2 separate regions of the Mus musculus genome follow, and region 2 is linked to region 1. The links are chromatin contacts, found by POLR2A ChIA-PET in ENCODE. All regions are on one chromosome and are shown on one strand. The core of a region is the stretch at or near the end of the contact, and the rest is flanking DNA. Distances in the headings are between cores, read along the strand shown. Region 1 holds the start of Pnpla6 (patatin-like phospholipase domain containing 6). Region 2 holds the start of Camsap3 (calmodulin regulated spectrin-associated protein family, member 3).

What was found. ChIA-PET counts read pairs that join two places held with the same protein, here RNA polymerase II (POLR2A).
Region 2: POLR2A ChIA-PET joins it to region 1 with 11 read pairs in embryonic stem cell. The contact joins the promoter of Camsap3 here to the promoter of Pnpla6 in region 1. POLR2A ChIA-PET finds 5 or more read pairs at or near these places in 4 of 5 experiments (Patski and embryonic stem cell).

The regions. Positions count from the first base shown.
Region 1 is chr8:3,514,099-3,516,721 of GRCm38, forward strand. Pnpla6 (patatin-like phospholipase domain containing 6) reads left to right here and starts at 1,313. Exons shown (of 35, transcript NM_001122818.3): 1 at 1,313-1,458; 2 at 2,412-2,470; 3 at 2,583-2,623. The coding sequence starts at 2,447. Mcoln1 (mucolipin 1) reads left to right here. Exons shown (of 14, transcript NM_053177.1): 13 at 685-815; 14 at 916-1,134. The coding sequence ends at 952.
Region 2 is chr8:3,586,152-3,588,774 of GRCm38, forward strand. Camsap3 (calmodulin regulated spectrin-associated protein family, member 3) reads left to right here and starts at 1,299. Exons shown (of 17, transcript NM_027171.3): 1 at 1,299-1,808. The coding sequence starts at 1,661.

The sequences.
Region 1 (2,623 bases), core at 63-2,562:
ACATGCACACACACACAAGGCAAATATACATAACTATCCAAAAGTCAGTGCAGCTAGGTGGCTGCTTGGGACATTCCCTTCATCTCTTGAGAATTCTAGATTGAGGAGATGGGAGCCCGAGGAAGAGCATACTTGTAGAAAGGAACATCCAAAGACTGGGAGGCAGAAAGGACCTGGAGAAATAGCAGTGGTGCCAGGAAGTCACAGGGAGAATGTTCGGGGACTCTGCCTCATTCTGAGGCACTGGCAGTGGATGTGTGCACTCTTTCCCACATGGATAGAAGCTCTACCACAGGTACATTACTGTCACCCAGGCCCTAAGCAGCCACACTGAGTCTCGCTGCAACACTTGGATATCACGCAGGACCCGTGGATGCAGGAGTTCAGGCCTTATGCCCACTAACTCTTTTACACTGTTCCAGCTGAGATGCTGGGTTACTAAATACCAGTCTAGGCTTCTGGCCCGCAGCAGAAGGCACTGAACCAATGAGCCTGAGACCTGCGGCCACATCCGGGGATAGGGAAGATTTCTACAGTGAAGCAAGCCACAAAGCAAAGGTCCAGAAATGAGACCCAGAGTGGTCACATCAGAGCAACAGCAGGATGTCCAGTTGGCCGGACCTAAAGAGCACTAGAGGTCAGGACCATCTTTCATGCTGAGTTCGGGGAATCGTCTCTTTCCAGCACCCAGGAGGTACTGGCACAGAGAAGAGTGAGCTCCAGGCCTACATCGAGCAGTGCCAGGATAGCCCCACATCTGGCAAGTTCCGTCGTGGCAGTGGCTCAGCTTGTAGCCTTTTCTGCTGCTGTGGAAGGTTGGAGCCCCAGATCTGGGTTGTGGATTGATTAGAGGCTGGGGGAAGAAGTGTGTGCCAGAGAGACTGGGTGCCTCTTTTTTCCATTTCTCTCTTCCAGGGACTCCCCGGAGGACCATTCGCTGCTGGTGAACTGATCCAAGATGATTGCCACTAGACTTTATCCCCATGTACTGCTGGGACCCCAGCTTATTTATTTTTAGAATTTGCTTTAAAAGATCTGCGTCTGACAGGCCTTGTGAGGGCTTGGGCTGATCGAATCGGACACAGGGGAAAGGGAGGGCATGTAGGGCGGCTGTTAAATAAAAGGGAATGTAAATGCGGTGGTCTAATTTGTAACAGGTGAGGCAGCCCTTTCATAAATCGTCAGCTCCTTTAAGAGGCCGCCACACTAGGCATGGCTGGCGCAGTGCGACCTTCCAAGCATGGCGGGAGGCGGGGATGGGGCGTGTCCTGCAGCGGAATAATTTAAAGGTGCCGCGTCTGAGGCAGCGGGCAGAAAACTAGGGGTGTTGGCCGAAGCTGGGTGGACCTGGTTGCAGCTCCTGAATGGTACGAGTTTCCATCGACCGAGCAAAGGTGTCCCTTCGAGGACTGTTAGAGAGCTTCAGCTTTGCCCCGGATCGATTTGTCCTGATTCCGGGTAGGTCCCGACTTTTTGATGCTCCAATACCACCCCACCCCCATTCCTAAGTTCCTTGTCCCGGTGTTTCCGCATCGGTAGTCAGATGCGACCTGGAGTACGGAATGGAAGTAGTCAATCTAACAATTTTCCAGGTAACATCTCAGGGCCCTGCGATCCTTCTAAATTCCCATTAATAATAGTCTAAAGGCATCAGAAAGATCTCCAGCGTCCCAGGAGAGTCCCGGTAGCGTTCCTACCTTCCCCGGTATCTTCCTGGAAGCTCCTAGACTCCTAAGTAGTTATGTGTATCTCCGGATCTCAGTAACTTTCCAGTGCGTCGTTCCTCCTACCCTCCCCCAATTCCGGCGTCCCTGGTTACACATCCTGCATCATTTCACTAATCCCAGGGATGCTCCGCACCGCGAGACCCGGTAACTTTCCTTTTACGTGACAGTTAAATCTCCAAGCCCGAGCCTATAACACTTTGGGAGCTCATCTTACTCCGATGGCCCTAGAGCCCCCTTTTCAATAGATTGCACAGCAGTGCTTCCAGTGCACGCCCCAGCTTCCTTGATGGGCCCAGGCTTGGGTCAGGAGCCCAAAGTCCAATTGTCCCTCAGCCTCCTGGCTTACAGGTCCTGGTTTCTTCTGGAGTGAGACATCGCGTCTTTACAGGGTGTAGGAAGGGGTCTCGCCTAAGGGTTGGTTAATCAAGAGTAGTCAGACATACGGAAGGCCAGGCTAAGGAAGGAACCACTGCCAGAAGAGATCATGGCTTAAGGGCACCTGCCAGCGAGCTGCTGACTGTGGGTGCCAGGACGGCTACCCTTTTGGCCACAGGGTGCAGATGAAAACGTTACGGAGTCTGGTCCGCCTTATGCATAAGTGAAGTAGGACAAAGAGCTGGGGGCTGGTCTCATCCCTTGATCTGGGCGGGGAAATCAACTTGCCCCTATCCTTCTGTCTAGCAGTACCCCTCTAGACGCTCTCACCCCAACCCCGGCGAATGGAGGAGTCACTCCAGCCAAAGGTATCTAGGGGGCGTGGCTTGTGAGACGAGCTAGGGGTAAGGAGCCTGTAGGCGCTGCTGGGTAGGCTTGATTGACATCTTGTTCTGGTCCCTTTTGCTCCTCGATTTCCAGGACTGCAGGCTACAAGACCTGCTACCTAGTCCGAAACAATC
Region 2 (2,623 bases), core at 49-2,548, 72 kb after region 1:
CAGCCTGATCTACAGAGTCAATTCCAGGACAGTCAGGGTTACACAGGGAAACCCTGTCTGGAAAAACCAAAATAAATAAATAAATAATAAAAAAAATAAAATCATAGCTGCCAGCCTTTTTCTAAGATCCATCTAGTCAACAGAGGGGAGTCCCTTAGGTTCTGCCTCACCTCACTCAAGCCACCTGTAACACAGGCCCCCAAACAGTGAGTGTTCCAACCCAGTTCTGTAGATAAATAGATTTGTATTATGGAGCTGGGAATGCTGAACCTGAAAACACACACACACACAAAAGACTGTTTATACCAAAAAAAAAAAAAAAAAGTATGCACCTACACATCATTAGTCACACACAGAAAGCCCCATGCACACAACCACACCCGCAAACACACAGATCCTCTCAGACCCTTACCTACATCTAGTCAGAGGCTTTCTTCAACAAATACTGCAGATATCAAAGGTACACATCAGGACATTTGCAATCCACCTAGTAACCCTACAGAGCTAATCTCACATACACAGCTTTTCTCCTGCCTAAATACACCCACTTGGTATCTCTGCCATCTTCCTGCCCTGACAGAGTCAACAATTACACCCTTATATGATAGATGTGTTTAGACTCACATCATTCTTTCTCCCCCCGCTCTTTCTCTTCCTTCATTTCCAATCTTAGAACACAGAAGGTTGTACAACACAATTCTTTGATTTTACTTATTTATCTCATGTATCCCAGGATCACCTTGAACTTACAAAAATTCTCTTCTTCCCACTTCCCAAGTGCCATGATTCTAGGCATGTACCTACCACCATCCCTAGCTTATTTGGTGCTTGGGATGGAGGAGAAGGTTTTGTACATACCAGATAAGGACTCTGTCAACTAGGGCACAACCCTAGCCACTTAATACAAACCATTGTACCACAACAGGTTTGAAACAGTCACCTTCACAAACAGATGACATCACAAATCTAGATACCTATAGACAGAGATGTTCACAGGTACTCTCAAGCAAGTGGATACAAACACATTCATTTTCTTTTTAAACTAGGACAGAGTCTTGCTGTGTAGCCCTGGTTGGCCTAGAACTTACTGTATAGTAATAGCCACAAACTCCATATGCATATGTGAACTCCACCTGCATATGTGTGGGATCAAAAGCCTACATGGACATCCATGACAAAGGGTCCCTAAGCCTCTCCAGGGTCCGGGAGTGAGCAGGAACACACGCGCGCGCGCGCACACACACACACACACACACACACACACACACACACACACACGAGAACGCATACAGGGACATGCGTTCTTCTGCAGCCCTTCCCTCATCCGCCATCACTGCCGCCCTTTGCAGCAGGAGGACCTATGGAAGCTTTAATGTCAGTGGGGACCCATGTGGACCCAGGAGCCAGAGAGAACTGAGTCCAATCTGGGGGCGGGGCGCACCTGGGTTCCGCCTTGGGGCGGGGTCGACGCCGCGTCGCCAGCGCGCTCGACCGCACCTGGTTCAGCGGCGCCTCAGCAGCTTTATTAGTAACAGCAGCAGCCGCGGCGGCAACCCGATTCGGGGTGGCGGAGGCTCGGCAGCAGCGCAGCGCAGCGCAGCGCACGCAGCCCAGCCCATCAGAGCGCGCGGACCCGGGCGGCCGTAACCCCGGCGTCGCCATGGTGGAAGCGGCGCCCGCAGGGTCCGGGCCACTGCGGAGGACTTTCCTGGTCCCCGAGATCAAGTCTTTGGACCAGTACGATTTCTCTCGAGCCAAGGCGGCGGCGAGTCTGGCGTGGGTGCTGCGGGCCGCATTCGGGGGAGCAGGTAACCCGAGGGCCTTTGGGGAGGGGACCGGGGGAGCCAGGCTGGGGCGCGGCAGGTGCGGGGGGCGGGGCGCCAAGCCGGGGCCGTGGGAACAATAGCTTCGGGGCTGCCTAGGGTCCCCGAGCTTTTGGTCTTTGCTAAGCTGGGCCTCCAAGCTTCCTGCTCGGACGGGGCCCTTGGACTTTGCCCGCCCGGGTCGCTGGAACGCAGTCGGGGGTGGGGCCCGCCAAGAGGCTGTGCGCCTTGGGACCCCGGGATCAGAGCCCCCAGGTGAGCAGGGGTGGGGTCTGCAGACCAATTTTGTGTGTGGTGGGGGAAGGGTCTCCTGGTAGTCCTCTGCTTCCCGCCTCCCACCCCACTCCTCAGACCCCAGGGCCTAACTGCATGGCCAACTCCCCTTTCACACACATCAGAAGCCTGTGATGGTTCCTCCTACCCCCACCTTCCCTATCTACCCTCACAACGTGTACGCGGTGGCTTGGACCCCGCAAGGAGCGTTTTAAGAGATCAGAGCTACAGCTCAGTGACTGGGACACAAACCCTGCCTTGCCGGTGGCCAGCGTGTGTGTGTGTGTGTGTGTGTGTGTGTGTGTGTGTGTGTGTGGTGTGTCTGGGACCACTCTTTCGTCTCGATGGCCCCGTAAAGGCTGGCAGTTGTGACTTATTGCCACATTTTCCTGAGGATTCAGGTAGGCATAAATGGCTCATTCACCAGCTGTTCTAGGGTGGCAGCTCGGGCGGCCAGGCCTTCTCTTATTGAAGCCACCCCTTTTCTCCTCCCTTCCGCATGCCCACAGGCCTGAAGGACTAGGGCC